Linked DNA regions of Homo sapiens: region 1 is linked to region 2. A link is a loop called in an ENCODE intact Hi-C map of the cell type or tissue named here. Cell type or tissue: MCF 10A. All regions are shown on one strand. Links, peaks and the distances in the headings refer to the core of each region. The heading gives the core; the rest is flanking DNA. Region 1 holds the start of LOC105378993 (a long non-coding RNA gene). Region 2 holds the start of SMIM15 (small integral membrane protein 15).

Evidence for each region. A loop is a pair of places that touch in the nucleus more often than their neighbours do. Peaks named below come from ENCODE experiments on the same cell type or tissue, not always from the same donor. Only the 100,000 strongest peaks of a DNase experiment are listed, where the experiment ranks them.
Region 1: a loop joins it to region 2, with 5 times the contacts of the local background. A loop is called at or near these places in 14 of 110 quality-filtered maps.

What each region holds. Positions count from the first base shown.
Region 1 is chr5:61,300,761-61,310,215 of GRCh38, reverse strand. LOC105378993 (a long non-coding RNA gene) reads left to right here and starts at 725. Exons shown (of 3, transcript XR_948365.2): 1 at 725-1,009; 2 at 1,659-1,822; 3 at 4,233-4,300. In MCF 10A, for the core only: no CTCF peak of the experiment used is centred there; DNase peaks (open chromatin) are centred at 3,275 and 5,415.
Region 2 is chr5:61,160,753-61,170,107 of GRCh38, reverse strand. SMIM15 (small integral membrane protein 15) reads left to right here and starts at 7,640. Exons shown (of 3, transcript NM_001048249.4): 1 at 7,640-7,891; 2 at 8,881-9,020. SMIM15-AS1 (SMIM15 antisense RNA 1) reads right to left here and starts at 7,792. Exons shown (of 4, transcript NR_109908.1): 1 at 7,582-7,792. RefSeq lists enhancers at 6,952-7,011, 7,052-7,151, 7,682-7,941, 8,012-8,091, 7,577-8,473 and a silencer at 7,392-7,501. In MCF 10A, for the core only: no CTCF peak of the experiment used is centred there; DNase peaks (open chromatin) are centred at 7,577 and 7,907.

The sequences.
Region 1 (9,455 bases), core at 2,968-6,967, 140 kb before region 2:
TTTTTTTTGGTGTCAGGGTCTTGCTCTGTTCAGGTTGGAGTGCAGTAGTGTGATCATAGCTCACTGCAGCCTTGAACTCCTAGACTCAAGCCATCCTCTCACCTCAGCTTCCCAAGTAGGTGGGAACACAGGTGCGCACCACCATGCCCTGCTAACTTTTTCTATTTTGTAGAGATAGTTTCTCACTATGTTGGCCAGGCTGGTCTCGAACTCCTGGCCTCAACTGATCTTCCCATTTTGGCCTCCCAAAGTGCTAGGATTACAGGCATGGCCTCATGATCAATATTAGAATTTTTTTTCACCCCATAAAGAAACCCCATACCATTGCACCCACTTTCCATTTCCCTCCAAATCTCCCCAGCCCTAGGCAACCACTAATCTACCTTTTGTCTCTACGGATTTGCCTATTGGCCATTTCATATAAATGGAATCATGCAATGGGTAGCCTTTTGTGTCTGGCTTCTTTCCCTTAGCACAATGTTTTCAAAGTTCATCCATGTTATAGCATTCATTTTAGTCGTGTATTTTATTTAACCCAATCAACCCAAAGTATTATCATTTTAACATATAGTAAAAAAAGGATTAATAATATATTTTACTTTTTAAAAATATGTCTTTGAATTTTGGTGTGTGTTTTTACAAATACAGCACATTTTAAGTGCCCAGTAGCTACATGTGGCTAGTGGCTACTGTAAACAGCACAGCCCTAGTCAAAGTCTTTTGTGTTACCTTTTAAAAACAAGAACAACAACTCTCTCCACTTACCACCTCTATCCTGGGGACTCCCTCACCCCCATCAGCACCTACACCATCATTCACAGGTGGCTTGAGGATTTTAAGGCGGTCACTATGTTGCGGTGCTCAATTCTTCTTTCTCTTCCCTCCTAGAAGGTTCCCGGCTCCTGCTTCTGCCTTGTCCATTGCAACTGAGATCAAAGCCCTCAAGCAGATAACTGGAGCTCACCCTGCCTGCTTGCAACCTGCTTGCCCTGTTTCCCTGTGCCTCATGGTTAGACGATGCATCTTGTTAAAGTGAAACGTTCTGTTTCCCTTCATGAGAACACTCTAGAAAAACCTAACAAGAGAAGCTTTCCTCTTACTTTAAGAAAACAAGCTTGTCATTTCTTAATTTTCTCCCTGGTCCATTTTCAACACCCATTGTTTTGCTCAGAGTGGCTCTAAGCACTCAGATAAAGCTCACTGCTAGGGGTAGATTTGTGAAATTGCTACAAGCTTCCTCACAGCTTTCTCCTGCTCTTGTCAGCCATCTCCCCAAGAAAATGGATGTTTAATCAGTGCAAGGGTACATTTTATTAGTCTGGCTCATCAGCCATCACCTTCATTCAGGCTCAAGGGAGACCACAGAAAGAAACCTACAGTGCTGGCAGTGGCTGCCCAGGATGCAGGAATTTCAACACGAAGCAGCCCCTTTATGAACTAAGCACAGTATTTATCTCAGTATAGCTCTGTCTGTATGGTAATAAGTAAGTTATTTCTAAACCTTTGTGACTCAAGACTGGCACATGAAAATGTTTGTGAAATTACCTTTTTGAGGGAAAAGCTTAAAAAATTATTTAGTTCACAAAATGGAAGATTGAGGGCAAGTTTAATAGAAATGTGAGAACAGCAATATCAGCATCTTTCCTGTTTCTCTTTAGAGTCGGAAGGGAGAGAATGTGCTAAAATCGCTGCAGAAGGAATTTGGTGTTGACTTTCGGAAGAATTTCCTGCTAATAATATTGAAGTGCTGGAGAACCTCACAGAAGGAGCTTCAGGGTTTCGTTCTATCAGCATCTCCTGAGCACCTTCTGGAGATTTCCTGGTTTGTGTCTAATTCTGTCCTACAACTAAATCGGGAAGATTTCACCCAAATGCTTTTCCAGAGTCTGATTTTCCTAAACTGAAGTGTTGCTATCTCTTTTTTCAAACTTAACTCTTCTTTTTATTCTCAGCCACCTATGAATTTTCCCTGGGCCCACAAGTCCTAGAGCCTGCCATACACACACACACACACACACACACACACACACACACACACACACACACAAGCTTTAAAAATTAAGCATTATTCAAAAAGTAGAAAATCTACACAAGTCAAGAGTTCTTTAGCCTCTTGGTCAAAAAGCCATTCATAAAGCAATGGCATTCTGGGAAAAGTGGCAGCAATGGTAGTCACCTCAAAGGTTTGGAGACTTCCTGTGAGCTTATTTATATCAACTACCTCTTTTTATTCAACTAAAACCTTGTTTTCTACAGAAAATGGCAATACCATTACCATTCTAGGATTCCCTGTGTTAGGCCTCACCCTGTAATGGCTTGGCTGTCTATGCAGAACAGTTAAAACACTCAGAGCCCCAGGGAATGTCATAAAATTTTACCATATCCAGTGACACCCTATTCAATGAGTTGTAGAGAACCAAGTTTTCTTCTGAACACCCTGGCTATGAATCATTGAATTGCAGACTTCCATTTGGAGTTGTTTTCCTGTTGTAATTAATTTTTCCTTGTGTTATGCACATTCATGAGCACCTAACCTTTTTTAGGGATGCATGTCTAATTCCACATAATTCTGAAATTCTTCAGTTGTTTACACGGCAATCTTGTGTGATCCAGGCTACTCTATTATTGCTATCATTTTAAGACTGAGACATCTTAATAGTCCCATTTTTTTTCTTTTCCTCTTGCTTATTTCCAAATGGAAGGAATTCTTATGAGGTAATAGGGCAGTGGGGAGGAGACGGTTTGCTTTAACTTCTGCTAGTTATTCCATGTTATGCCCGAGTGGGTTATTTGCATCTGGTCTCTATTTGTTAACATCAATGGGCTGTGTTTGCATAACTAGATCAAATTATGAAAGGATTTCCATTTTGAATGGTTAACTCTCACCAAATACAAACACACACACACACACACACATGCACACACACACACACACACACACACCACACACGATCAAGCTCCAAGCTGGAGACACCAGCCTTGGGAAACCTTTGCTAGAGAAAAAAGGATTCCCCTACAGTTCATCACAAAGCTGTTCTGGTTTCAATTTCCCCTCTCCTTTTGAAATAAGATCCATTACCCTCAGCCCTCTACCTAGAGTAAAGTAGCTGGGACTTGGAGGAAGTGGCATGGCAGACCACCCAACAACAGGGGCGTCTGATGTGGAAAGGAAAAGTTAAACCAAAAATCTAAAGATGATGTCAAAGAGATGAATCATGCTCCCATTTCTCTCCAGTGAAGATCCGCACGCTGGAGTGTTCAGTTACTCACCCAGCTAGAAGGGGCTGGACTAAGTCACTTTCCAGTCCATACCTCAGCCTTCAGGCAGTGTGCAACAAACCCTTTCAAGAGACTCTTTCGCTTTCAAGTTCTTGAGAAATGTTTCTATTCTCTAAACTCCTCAGGCTGTCTTCTGTCAACATACCTATCTCTTCCTTTTACTCATACACATTTTCTTATCACTATCTGATGTGTTTTGTCCCTTCCACTAAGCTGTGAAGTTCCTGAAGCCAAAGAATGGGTCTTGTTCCACCAGAGGGTGGCCAGCACCTCCATGCTAATACCAGGGACAGGGGAGTTATCCCACATCGCTGAGCTTGCATTACTTGTTTTGTTATCACTCTGGATCAAGATTCTCTCCCTTAGATTGTGAAATTTGAGAGAGCAGGACCTCAGTTAGTGAAAAATGCAAGTGACTCCCTGCCAGAGTCAGCTTCACTAGTGGATCCAGGAAGCAGCCACATCTAGGGTGTGTGATTTGAGGGGTTTTGGAAACACCTTCCACCCTCAACTTCTAAAATTCCACCAACTGTCACTTTTTTCACTTACTGTTTTGAGCCTTTTTCAAATACGAAGTCATACATGTAGTGTGACTTTAAAACCTTTTAATGATCTTCATATAATTTATATAACTTATCATGTTACTGCTTAGAGTAGATAAAGGAAAGATACTGAGTGTGGGAAAAGGAGGAGATATGACCAGAAAGGTGGGAGGGAAGTTTGGATGTCAGTCGGCCCTAATCACACCAAAATCTTTTCAATAATGTGTGATGGTGTTGTTATGAAGCATTTCTCTCTATCCAAAAGCACAGCAGATTCTTTGTGTATTGACTAGAATATGAATAAGATTGGGTGCATTTAAAGAGTGCTCACTGTATGCCAGCGAGTGCTCTAAATGCCTATGAGCAACCCAGTAGACCCTGCAACTCCCTGTTATCCTTCCAATTTTACAGATGAGAAAACAGAGGGATGGGGGATCCAAAAGTCACCAAGGCAAGAAGGTGGCAGACCAAGAAGAAGAGTAAGAATTACTGACACTTTTATTTTTATTCCTTTTTTTTTTTTTTTTTTTTTTTGAGACAAGGTATCACTCTGTTTCCCCAGCTGGAGGGCAGTACTGCCATCATAGCTCACTGCAGCCTTGAACTTCTGGACTCAAGGGATCCTTCCTACTCTGTCTCTTGAGTAGCTGGGATTACAGGAAAGAGCCACCATGCCTGTTTGATATTTTTAAAAAGAAATTTTTGTAGACGCAGGTCTCGCTATGTTGCCCAAGCTGATCTCAGACTCCTGGACTCAAACAATCCTCCCACCTTGGCCTCCCAAATTTCAGGGGTTGGGAGCCTCACTCATTATTATCTTTGAAATAATTAAGCTCACCTTCCCTCATCCCTTTCCCACATTCACCCTCATGATTTTCATCCTTCTCCCCTCTTGCCACTTACCTTAGATAATCCTAATGAATCCTAAATGTGGGAAATAAAGTTTCACCTAAGGAGGCAAAAACGATGTTCTTGGCATACATAAGGTCCTCCTACAAAGAAGAGTTTTCAAGAAATGGCAACCAATATGCTGTCATTGACAACACTTTTTAAAATGTAAATTGTGATTCAATACTTTAAAAGTACCCAGGGATTCCTCTAAATTGCAATACGCCCATTGGGGTGATTCCCCGCCCCCCCCCCCACACACACTATTGACTAAACAGAGATTATAACCATGGCAACCTTTACATCACTTGACACATGAATATGGAGCACAGCCTTCCTGGTGGGGAGGTGTGCTGCTCTGTGTATGTACCCTGTATGCTGTTATAAGACGTGTGTAAACAGACACTCACGTGACTCAGCCAACAACTTCTTTTCCTTAAAGAGGATGGGTTGAGAAAGTTCATCCTGTGGCTCTGACTAGAGAAGATAGAGTCCTTATTAACCTTTAGATTAGAAAAATTAAATATATTTGTTTCCTAGAATCTAGGTGATTGCCCAATAAATAGGAGGAGAACAAGTTAAAGTTAAAAAAAGAAAAGCAGATAAATAGCAGAGCAAGAGGCAGGATGCATCATGCCTCGGTCACTACATGTTTGCAGGGTTTTGTTAAAGACAATGGTATGACGTTGAAACTTGGATTGCCTTGAGTACACCCTCACAGCGCTGCTCGTGGGGCAAGCATGCCTGGGAGATGACCTGGGGCACCACGCCCTGCCTATCTCAGACAAGGAACTCCAGGCAGCAGTGGCGAAGCTAAGCAGCTCCATCCTTAAGGGGCGGAGGCCGGCTCATATTTGCCTATTAGGGCCGTGGGACGCCGAGGTTCTGCTGGGTCCCTCCTGGAAATAGATCCTTCCCAGCCAGCACCCGAAGTCAGCAGCAGAGGGCAAAGCACCTGGGCTTTATTTAGCTCCAAGCTCCACGATCCTCCTGGTGAGTTTGAGCCTAAGGGGTTTTTACATGTAGTGTGACTTAAAACCTTTTAGCAATCTTCATATAATTTATATAAAAGAAATAGCTCTTTAGCCAGTGTGGTGGCTCATGCCTGTAATTCCACCTACTGGAGAGGCTGAGGCAGGAGGATTGCTTGAGCCCAGGAGTTGGAGACCAACTTGGGCAACATAGTGAGACCCTTGTCTCTAAAAAAAAATGTTTTTTAAGTAGCCGAGTGTGATGGTGTGTGCTTAGTGTCCCAGCCACTTGGGAGGCTGAAGCGGAAGGATCCTTTGAGCCCAGGAGTTCAAAGCTTCAGGGAGCTATGATCGAACCAACTGCACTCCTGCCTGGGTGACAGAGTGAGATCCTGTCTCTGAAAAGAAAGAAAGAAAAGAAAAGAAATAGCTCTTTGAAGCAAACCTCTTAAACCTTTAAAAATTGTCTTTGTAACTTGGGGGCTTGTTTGAGTCCAGGAGTTTGAGATCAGCTTGGGCAGCATAGCAAGACCTGTGTCTACAAAAATTTCTTTTTTAAAAAATCAAACGGATAAGGTGGCTCTTTCCTGTAATCCCAGCTACTCGGGAGACAGAGTAGGAAGGATCCCTTGAGCCCAGGAGTGCCAGGATGCAGTGAGCTATGATGGCACCACTGCCCTCCAGCCTGGGCAACAGAGTGATACCTCATCTCAAAAATTATCTTTGTAACTTGGGTTGACTAATCTCTATTATGAACTATGCAGGGAATTCACCAAATTTATCCTTTCCTTTAATTTTTATCACGAGGCTATGTTTTATGTTCTTGTACAAAGATAGTGTAGATTCAACTTACTGACATTTTTGGAGGCTTGGAACTACCAATAAAGCACTGATAATTATTGTGCTTTACTCTTGAGCTTGTAAAATGCAAGTAGTATGTTTTTAACTTTGAATGAAAACTTTCACTTTCGTGAGGACCTTGGCTTGCAGCTATATCGAGTGCTACAAAAAAATGCTGATAGCTCCTTAGGCTGGACATCCTCTACTTTTTCTCAGCCACGAGTTTTAGACATGCAGTAAGGATTCTTCCTTAAAAAAAAAAGAAAAGATTCTATCTACAGTTAACAAAAGTTAGAGGGGTTCTTTTTAATTCTGGAAGGAAAAGGAACTTTTTTTTGGAGAATATCTCAACCCACGCATAGTAATAAGCACATTATATAATACTTTCAGATACTAACCTTCATTTTCTCTTTCTTAAAGAACTGGTGGTAACCCTTCACTGATGGAGAGAGGGAAATGTAATTGTTCACACTTACTCTGGAGAACTTTTGAACATTTCATGAGGTCTTATTATTAGCTCTGCAATGACATGTCAGCTTCTGTCTTCAGGATGTTTAATTAGAGATTCATTTCTTTTTGAAAGTGCTGTGTTTAGGCACTGAGTCCTATTCAACTTTTTCCCAGGGAAGGCTTTACATCCCTCTGAAATAGCTATTACTGAGTGATGCTGCAGCTCTTGGTGTCTCTAACCTGGGCACTCTGTTTGCAGCCATATGCCCTTACTACTGAAGACCACAGTTCTCTCTCAGCACTGTGGCAAAGGCAGAGGCATTTAAAAAGCCCTACCTAATGGGAATATTTTCTTCCTGCTTGGAGTTTGAGTGTAAATGGTTCCTTCACGGGATGAATTATGAATGAGATCATTAACTAGCCCTTGTCTGTTACCCAAGGTATTGCTGTTTGAAAACTTCATGTTCAATATCACCCTGAGTGCACGAAACCCAGGCCTTGAGGAAATGCTGACATATTAAAGGCAGTATAGATGAAGTGGGTGGGCCATCAGGTCATTTAGCCTCAAGCTCAAGGAGGCCCTAGACTGTGGCTGCCATTCTGCAGCAAATTTGTTTAGGAAAACAGAGTGCATCTCATCCTAACATAGATCCTAAATTAAATCCATCAAACTGTCAACTCTCACTATACCGGCAGGAGAAAGGCCAGATACAGTAGTAAGGGGCATCGGAATCTGTAAGCTTCTTTCTTTGTCCTTTCTGAGGCTCTTAGACAGTCCACATACCTGTTGATGCAGTAATACTTTGCCAATTCTTACAACTGTCACTAGTTAGATTTTGTTATACCTGCTGTCATCAGTCAACAAACCTCTCTTGTTGGTAAGGTATGTCAAAGGCCATGACAATACCAGAGATGAATATGAAGTGTTCCAACAGCAAAAAGAAGTATCTGTCACCCACATTGCTGACCTGTTGGTAAGAAAAGGCATATGAAGATGTAGCGCTGGCTGGAAAGAGGGGCGCCACCAGATGATAGACAGCTGATCCCTAGCAGAGGTCTGCGTTACCTGCAGGGGTGAGCTGAGCCCTGGCTCTTGGGAGAACTGCTCTCTGCACTTGCAATCAGAGGCAGGGCACACAGAAGGGGCCCTGGGAGGCTGGGAGTATGCTCAGGCAAACGTGAAACTCAAGCCTGAAAGCTAAGCCCCAAATCCAAATATGCTGTTACGCAAAGCGTTCGCAGATTGGCTGGCGTTTGATTCTCGTATGAGGTTACTTGTTGGCTTGTGCTGAGTAATTCTCTGGCATGCCTGTGGCTTGTCAGTGGCATTCCTTCCTGAGTCACCACTGGACCCACAGCCTGGCTCAGGGAGCAAGGTCCAGCACTGTCCAAGAGCCTTTCTTTTCAGATGAATCCTAAAGCCCACTGTCCAGATTTGCAGATGTCACCACGCTTGCTTTTCCATCTTCAGAGATGAGCTGGTAGGCATTTGCAGTGAGGAAGGACTTGAGGAAACATTTTGGGGGTTGCACCTAACTGTTGAAGTGATGAATATTTGTCTGTCATCAGCTGGATGAGAAGAGTTAAAATCCCTGCCAGAACTTTGGAGGCCTAGGGAGATGGCATCTCTCACAGGAGCAGCATTAGGCCAATTACAATGCTCAGCATTTCCCCCAACACCCTAGGTTCAGAGTTCTTTGCAATCAGTTTGTTTCCTTTAGCTGAGTTTCTTAAACACACATCACCCCTTGTGGAGCTCTCTGGGCCTCCACCCAAAAGCTAAAGGATACAAAGAGGCAGAAGAAAAGACTGAGCAGCAGACTCTACCCAAGAGGGAAACCAAGCCAAACATTTCAGCGTTTCATTATTCTCCAAAAGCCTGTCAATACTACAAAGGGGAAACTGGGAACAGCCAAAATGTGCAGCATAAAAGGTTGGCCACATAGATGATGGGAAAACAAGCCATCATTAAAATCGTGCTGTAGACTGTAGAAGAAACTTTAATGATGTGGAAAAATATAAACAATATATTGTTAAGTGAAGAAAGTTTTAAAATAGCATGGACAATATGATTATATTTTATGAATATATATGTATAGTTCCAGGTGATACACACATATAGAAAAAAAGACTGAAAGGATATCAATTAAAATGTTAATGGCAATATTTCTAAGTTGGGATGGACTGTAAGTGATGTTTCTCTTTTTTCTTCCAAATTTTCTATAATGAACATGTTTTAACTTTATTTTTTACATCTTTATTATTATCTTGATTATCAAATGAAACTTGCTCACAGTATGAGATTCAAACAATATAGAAATGTGTAAGATCTAAAGTAAAATTTCCTTCAATCCTGCCTAAGAGATAGTTTCTACCAAATCTATATTTCCAAAAATATTATGGAATGTTTATATATTAGAATTACACATAGTACTTCAACTTATCTTTTTTTTTCACTTAAAGTACCTGGGATATATTCCCAGGT
Region 2 (9,355 bases), core at 5,279-9,278:
GTGGCTTCCGAAACTATTCTAAGAATCACTTACTAATATATCTTACATGGGACTTTATATAAAGGACACTGAGGCTGGGTGTGGTGGCTCACGCCTGTAATCCAAGCACTTTGGGAGGCTGAGGCAGGAGGATTGTTTGAGGCCAGGAGTTTGAGACCAGCCCTGGCAACACAGCAAGACCCCATCTCTAATAAAATTAAAAAATAAAAAAGTAAAAGGGCACAATATGACACAGAGGACAATACCCTTGACAACATCATATTGCAAATGCAGTTAAAAATTTTTGCATGGTTACTTTAAGCAGTTAGCTTAGGTGAAGGTAGAAGGTCTAAATTAAAATGCTACTTGGTGAAGGCAATCGTGCTAGGGGCTGCTTTTGCAATACAAAGCTTTTACACTGAAGGCTTCTTAAACGTGAATTAGTCTTCCCAATGGGATAGCAATTCTAATTTAATGGCTAGGAGAACCCAGTACAGAAATAAAAAGTTACTTGACATAGCTAAAAATCATATAGGGACAGGCCTAATATTTGATCCTCTAGTTTCAGCCAGAAAGTTTAGGGTCTCTTACGATTTTAGCAGGACTACAACCCAAGGCTTCAGATTTACTGGACATTTTACTCCTCCAAAAGGATGGCTGCTAACTACAGGGAATTAGTTTGCAGCATGTACATGTATGGTGGCATTCTGGAGATTAAGCATTGTAAATATGAAGTCTTGGAGTTAAAAAAGCACACATCCAATTTTCAGTATTATGTCAACAAATATAAACTACCCAAAACAGCAATATATAATCACCTATATTGACTACGCTCAAAAAACACACTGAATTGGTTTTAAAATGGCAATGGCCATGGGTAGCAAGGAATTATCAACAACAGAAGCACCTGCTATCTAATCTTTCTCCCACAATCTGCGTTTGGAATCACAGGCTGGAAAGTATCTAGTGAGGGCATCTAGTCTGCGTATACACTCTTATCCCATTTTCAAAGATCTCTATTTAGATCTCTAGTCTAGCTTGCTCTTATCTTAAATCGTAGCACCTACGGCCTAGGACTAATTCTTTTTATCAATGAAAATGATGAATCACGACTTTCCTGTAAATACTTTTACGAAGTTGGAAATCATTAAGTAACTAGTCTTCTCTCATTAACACGATAACTACAATTATTTTAACCTTTCCCAAAACATCTTACTAATCTTTTAGACCTCTTCCTACTAGGGTATCTCACCACTTTCAAAACATACTTCAACAGTTTGGCACTTTACTATGAGCTTCACAAATATCCAGGATTTAAATTATTTCATAATTCCTTCAAACATTCTCAGTTTTATTTGTAAGCAACAATGCTACATCGTGAAATCAATTATTTAAAACAATGTTCTAGGTATTGGGGTAACCGACCTCATATAGCTTACATTCTAGTGGAAAAAATAGACAGTGAACCAGTAAACAAGGTATCAGATTGAGGTAAAAGCTGTGGAGAAAAAAAATGTTATGGGGGTGGAGAAGCCTTTTGTAATAGGTAGCACTTCATTTGAAACCTCTAGGAAGGCAGTAGCCCTGCAAACATATGAAAAGAACGTTTTAAGCAATTTTTGGCTAATGAAAGTTTAACGAGTAATCTGCTATATATTTATATGCATTCCTTCCAAATTATATAACCTTGTACTGCTCCCTATTGAATTTTATTGTTCTTATTTTGAAGACTAATTCTATCCTTTTTTTTTTTTTTTTTGAGACGGAGTCTCACCCTGTCACCCAGGCTGAAGTGCAGTGGCGCGATCTCGGCTCACTGCAAGCTCCGCCTCCCGGGTTCAAGTGATTCTCCTGCCTCAGCCTCCTGAGTAGCTGGGACTACAGGCACCCACCACCACGCCTGGCTAATTTTTTGTGTTTTTAGTCCACGCCCGGCTAATTTTTTTGTATTTTTAGTAGAGACGGGGTTTCACCATGTTAGCCAGGATGGTCTCGATCTCCTGACCTCTTGATCCACCCACCTTAGCCTCCCAAAGTGCTGGGATTACAGGCGTGAGCCACCGCACCCGGCCTCTATCTTTTATAAGCTTTTCATTATCTCCTTTAATTGGTGTATTCCAAAGTTTGAGACGCATGCCTTCTAATTTAAACAAGCATTTCTTAATAATATTAACTAACAGTTTAGGAGGTGTTTCTGCCAAACAACATTTAATAATGGTTGGAAAAATACTAACTGAAACAACTTATAGGATAGGCCTAAATGAGTTTTCCAGAAAACAATTTGGTCACACTTTGCAGGGAAAATAGGCTGAAACAGGCAGAGTATGACCCATTCAGAAGATGAGGCTAATGGGACCATGAACCACCGATGGGTTGGTCTAATAGCAGTGAAAGAGCCCAACAGAGAATTGAGAGGTTTATAATGTCATGTATGTGGGATGAAGAAGCCGATCAACTGGCAAGGTTGGAGAAAACCTTCCCCAGCACATTGGCTCTCTGAGACATGCTGCCACCACCTGGGCAATAGGCAATTTTGAAGTTTGGGGGGATTTTAGTTATTATCTGTTAACAATTATAGAATCAAAAAACATACTTTCATATTATAAAATCAGCATTTTTTGTCAAGAAAAATGAAAGACAAAAAACGCTGATTTCATAGAATGAAAGCATGTTTTTTGATTCTACAATGGTTTTGTTTTTCGATTAAAAAAGAGCAGAGATTTTGGCCAGATATACTTAAAATTCCTGCTTTATTTTTAAAGTCTCTGGTTCCCTATCTGTAAAATTAGTATAAAAATACAATCCTGTGGTGTTGTTTAGTTTCAGGATTAGTGATAATAAGTGTGAAGCACCTAGCCCAGCACCTGGTACATACTAAGTACTCAATAAGTAACTTTTTTTTTTTTTTTGAGATGGAGTTTTGCTCTTGTTGCCCAGGCTGCCAGGCTGGAGTGCGGTGGCGCGATCTCGGCTCACGGCAACCTCTGCCTCCTGGGTTCAAGCAATTCTCCTGCCTCAGCCTCCCGGGCAGCTGAGATTACAGGCATGCGCCACCATGCCTGGCTAATTTTGTATTTTCAGTAGAGACGGGGTTTCTCCATGTTGGTCAGGCTGATCTCGAACTCCTGACCTCAGGTGATCCACCAGCCTCGGCCTCCCAAAGAGCTGGAATAAGTAGCTTTTTTTTTTTTTTGAGATGGAGTTTCGCTCTTGTTGCCTAGGCAGGAGTGCAATGGCATGATCTCTGTTTGCTGCAACCTCCACCTCCTGGGTTCAAACAATTCTCCTGCCTCAGCCTGCCAAGTAGCTGGGATTACAGGCATGTGCCACCACGCCCAGCTAATTTTTTAATTTTAGTGGAGACGGGTTTCACCAAGTTCATCAGGCTGGTCTCGAACTCCTGACCTCAGGTGATCCACCTGCTTCTGCTTCACAAAGGGCTGGGATTACAGGCATGAGCCAATGTGCCTGGCCACAATAAGTAGCTTTAAAAAAAATTATTCTTCTGTATAAACTTTCAAATATCACTAAAATCTGATTATGCTAAAAAAAAAAAAATCACTGCCTGGGCACAGTGGCTCAGGCCTGTAATCCCAGCACTTTGGGAGGCTGAGGCGGGCAAATCACCCGACATCAGGAGTTTGAGACCAGCCTGTCCAATATGGTAAAAACCCATCCCTACAAAAAATACAAAAATTAGCTGGGCATGATGGTGCACGCCTGTAGTCCCAACTACTCGGGAGGCTGAGGCAGGAGAATCACTTGAACCTGGGAGGTGGAGGCTGCAGTGAGCTGAGATCGCACTACTGCACTCTAGCCTGGGCAAGAGAGCGAGACTCTGCCTCAAAATAAATAAATAAATAAAAATAAATAAATATTACATAAATGTGCCTATTAAGAAATGTTTTGCATTATGTTTCAATGGAAGTAAAAAACCTCACAAAATAAAATTTAGGGAAGAAACCAATTCCATCAAAGTAAGATGCAGGTAAGAGAACTCTCAAAGTCTTTTAGACACACTCAATTGTTATTATTAAACTATATTATTATCTTAATATTATCTGAATCTTATTCTGGTTTCACTACTTACAACTTTGACATGGGTTAGAATGAGATATAATTTTGCACCAATCAAGGGAAAAATACTTTTTAAGAAAAAAAATGGCATGGGACTGCCACAGGACTTCCATTCTCAATAGACAAAAGAATTTTATAAGGCTCTACTTATAAAATATAATTGCAATAGAGTACACTAGTGCTGAAGAGGCTGGTGGTGTGATATACTACACAGGAATTATCTTATGCAAAGGCAGGCCCTATTTCATTAACAGCATCAGGTTTAGTTAGTTTGGCTAAACTTACATGAATAATATTTTATTTCTTAAAAGTAAATAAAGCAGACCTTATTTCCTTGTTATTCTAAATTCGTATTCTGACAGACATTTGAGAGAATAAAAACCTGATTAAGGATCTTTTCAAACAAAGAAATAAGATCTTGTCCTGGAACAGTGGCTCACACCTGTAGTGCCAGCACTTTGAAAGACAAAGGCAGGAGGATCACTTCAGGCAAGGAGTTTGGGACCAGCCTGGGCAACAGAGTGAAACCCTGCCTCTAGAAAAAAATTTTTAAAAATTAGTTGGGCATAGTGGCATGCATCTGTAGTCCCAGCTACTCTAGAGGCTGAGGTGGGAGGATCGCTTGAGCCCAGGCAGTCAAGGCTGCAGTGAGCAGTGATGGACCCACTGCACCCCAGCGTGGGTGACTTAGTGAGACCCTGTCTCAAAAAAAAAAAAAAAAAAAATCACTGAAACTCATTCTCTCTAGTTGGGCTTGACTTAGAACTGAATACATTAAGCAGAAAATTAACACTGGTCATAGGTTTAAAAAATAATGAGTATGCTAAGCTGGGCATGGTGGCTTGTGGCTGTAGTCCCAGCTATTCAGAAGGTGAGGAGTGAGGATCCCTTGAGCCCAGGAGTTCGAAGAGGCAGTGGGCTATGATCGCACCACTGCATTCCAGCTGGGCCAGAGCAAGACCGTGTTTAAAAAAAAAAAAAAAAAAAAAGGCCAGGCGCGGTGGTGGCTCACGCCTGTAATCCCAGCACTTTGGGAGGCCGAGGCGGGTGGATCACGAGGTCAAGAAATCGAGACCATCCTGGCCAAATGGTGAAACCCCATCTATACTAAAAATACAAAAATTAGCTGGGCGTGGTGATGCCCGCCTGTAGTCCCAAGTACTCAGAAGGCTGAGGCAGGAGAATCGCTTGAACCTGGGAGGTGGAGGGTGCAGTGAGCCAAGATCGCAGCACTGCACTCCAGCCCTGGTGACAGAGACTCCGTCTCAAAATTAAAAAAAAAAAAAAAAAAAAAGACCTTAAGAAAACTTGCAATAATGTTTCTATCAAATACCTTACTATGCTATTTATTTAAGAAAAATGACCAAATCCAGTCCAATTTACAGATTTTAAAGCTGAAAGGGCATTGGAGATTGCCTAGTATGCTTTCCACATATCTAAGTGGAAACACACTCAGAGTGATTTATCAGAGTATACATAACATTACTGTACCACAACTGTGAATCTCAGTTCACGAGCTCAGACTTCTCTTTATGGAAAGTAGTTCACAGTATTTGAATCAATCCTGACACCACCTTTAGTTAAGGCAATGCAGACTGCAGTAAGGAGCTCCACTGTGGCAACCCCTATGCTGTTCCTGGTCTTGCAGACTGTCCTGTAACTTGAAGCTAGATGAGCAAACTTAGATTGTAAAGGCATGGTCTAGATCAGCAGTCTCCAACCTTAATGGCATCCAGGACTGGTTTCGTGGAAAACAATTTTTCCATGGACGGGGATGGGGGATGCTTTCAGGATGAAGCTGTTCCACCTCAGATCATCAGGCATTAGATTATCATAAGGAGCGCACAACCTAGATCCCTCGCACATGCAGTTCACATTACGGTTCGCACCATGAGAATCTAATGATGCTGCTGATCTGACAGGAGGCGGAACTTAGACGGAAATGCTCACTCACCCATCGCTCACCTCCTGCTGTGCGGCCCCGTTCCTAACAGGCTGCAAACCAGGTACCAGTCCGTCGTTGGGGACCCCTGGTCTAGATTACAGCTAAAGAACTACAAAGGCTTTCTCTTTATATGCCCTTCCTTCCTGCCCAAGACTTCTGGGCTTTTAACTAGGGATGCAGCACTGCAAGTATCCGGAGGCAGTAACTGGGAAAACCACCTATCATGATTAAAATAAAACACGCATTGGCCTCTGGAACGAAGGATGTTAAAATAATACATTCTGCCCACATCTTGGATTCAAGACTTGGGGAAGTTTTAGAAAAATCAGTTATCTCAAGTAAGTATTCAGTGCACACAATCCAGTGACTGAGTCTACTTTTTCTGGCTACTAAGGTACAGGCTAGGCCTAAGCAGCATAGGCTTTGAAACTATCATCCAGGTTTTCAAATAAAAAGGAGTAAGAAAACAACTGCTGGTAATACAACATTACAAACATTAACATATGCCCAACGAACAGTATCGTAGATCGTTAGATTATCTGCCAAAAGCCTGTTCCCTGGTAAATAACAGTTATTGTTGTTTTACCTAAACTAGTTAAACATGTCGCAGCTTGCTCCTGAAAGAGAACATTCTATAGTCTTTGGAGAATCAGTGAAGAGGTCTTGCAACATTTGTCAGAGGTAGTCAAACAGTGCAAGCAATCACAAAATTTGGTCACCAACCAAACCAGATTAGCTAATCTTTCAGTTCCTGTAGATTAGAAGACAATATTAACTCACCCTTTCTGCATGTTGACTTTTGCATCCCTTTATTTGTGTATTGAAAGAACAAGCACCTCTATGGGAACTCTATGCCCTGACAGTTTAATTACTTATCAAGTTTACTCTGGGCCGGTATTGATCATTCTTTCGTGAAACGAATTAGATACTTAAATTAAAAACAAACAACAAAACCCCCCTTTTCACATAGCATGGCGGCATGTCCCTTGGTAACAAGGTTGAGTGGATCCACCAAGGCCCAGTAGCTTGCCTCCTTTTCGTAAGGATGTAACTATTGTCCAACCAGAAGAGAGAGGCATGGAGTGGGATGTGCACCAGGATGAACTCGCCGGAATCGTCAAGAGTCGTTGTGTGACCCTCACCTTGACTTCGGGCGTTTTGTGGGGACCCAACTGCTTTCTTGCCGCTGCTCTTTGGTCTGAGTTTCCCTCAGCCAAACACTTCACCCACCCATGACCCTCCAACTGTCCCGCTACAGCAGGGGATGGGGGTTGTCTTCCGATCGACCTCGGGGGGCAAAGGCAAAAGTCCCTAGCTGCTTCGGAACCGCTCCTCGAGTCCTGAAGCCGCTCCACGCCTCCTCGCCCACCACTTGGTCCCCGCAGGACGTGGCAGTCTCGGGCTCCAGCCTGGAAAGGAGCCCGCCCGGGTGCCGTCACCCGCCCCGCGCGGCCTCACCTGCCGCTCCCCGGAAATCTCAGCGCTGCCCTGCCCCCGCCCCCACCCTCCCGCGTCCTCCAACTCGAGGTCCCAAGACCCACACAGCAATGGCGCAGCCGGAAACTGGGCCCTAGACTTACTCACGCCCGGCTGGCGGCTCGGGTCGCCTGTGGGCGGGACGCAAAGGCCGCGACTTCCGCCTTCCTGCTTCCGGTCTGGCGGTGAGTGGGGAGTGGGATCCGATCCCGTGGGGCTATGTAGGGGAAGTTGGTGGCTGCAGCTGCCGTGGTTTTCTCCTGGTGTCCAGCAGAAACGGCGGCGGCGCAAGGTGTGGCTGGGCCAACCCAGGATCTCCCAGGACCCTCCGCTCTGCGCGACAAGGGGCCCGCGCTTGCCAAGGCCGACGGGCAGGAGTGAACGTGGCCTCCGTGGGTCTGCAGCCCCGATAGGGTAAGGAGGGAAGAGTGAGCAAGGGAGAAACGTAAGGAATAAGGGAAAGACAAAGGAGGAAGTGCGGACGGCCGTCAAGTGCTACCCGTTGCAGCCGCAGGGGCCACGCGGGTCTGGTTGGGAGATCGAGCCTGGTCGATCCGTTTTGGGCGGAAGAGTAGGATTTATTCCTGAAAGTGTGGAGGCGCGAGCGTTTGGGTCCGAAGTTGAGTTGCAGGGAGATGTGTGGCCTGTGGACCATGGCTCTTTTACTGCAAAGTTCTTTTGCTTATTTCTGAAACTTACATTGTTTATTCGCTACTGGGCTGGAGAAGGTGAAGGCAGATCGATCTCAGTAGTACCTAATTCTAACTGTATGGGTGAGGTCGTATGAAGTCCAGGAGCTAAGATATTTAACGTATTAGGCACTTTCATGTGTGTTCAGTTGAAAATCGTGGGGAAGATATAATTAAAACTAGTCACAGTTTTCTTGGGGTAATGGGACTGTGGGTGAATTACTATAATTTGTTTGGTTATGTCTTCTAATTTTTTAAGTAAAGGACACAAATTGTATGATGGACCCAAAAAAACCTTTATAAAGAGTAAGATGAGCTGTTTGATTTTGTAGTGGTGTACCTAATCCAGTAAATAAATGAGTGGCAACATTTTTAGTATAAAAATTGAAAATCTAGGAACGGATACGCTGTGTAAGTCAGTCAGTGAGCCAACTTGTCTCCCGTATGTCAATGAACTAAAAAAATTTTATTATTGAAATAAGTAACTTAGTAAAATACTTGATTTCCAGTAATTAGGATTTTCTTACAGGGCATTTGCAATTGTAAATTCAAATGAGGAAGAAACGTATTAAGTTACTATACCGGATAGGCAATTTTAGATGTCATATAGGTTGCATATATACAATATAGAAATTTTCCATTTAAAATTTTATTACAATTATCCTGAAATTGTGACTTAAATTTTGTTTTATTTTTTGTATTCTTTCCAACTAGCCAATTGTACAGAATTTAAACCGTCTCTCAGATGTGTACAGTAGAACTCAAGAAGACAGACTACCAAGGGTCATCTGAAGTCGTGATTGGGTCACTAATAACACCAGGACAAAGTTAAGGGATCACTACTCAAGCATAAGGTAGATGATTTTTTTAAAAAAATTCCAGTTGAAATTGTAAGTGGATGTATATACACTCATTCCCTACCCAGGTATTCTAATTCTCCACTTTGAATAGCGGTTGACACAAACATGAAAGGGAGAAAAGCCTCTGGGGCAAAATAGAAAACGTCACTCAAGTCACATAATCCTCATTTGCCAGTTGCCTTTTCCTTACACTCAAAAAGGAACAAAACACATGGCATCTGTTAAGGCTACTTTCTCATTTATTAAATTAGGCTTATTCCAACAGAGGTCCTCAAAGCTGAAAGGGCATAAAATAGCACAGTACTTTTTGCTTCTTTGGCATATTAATG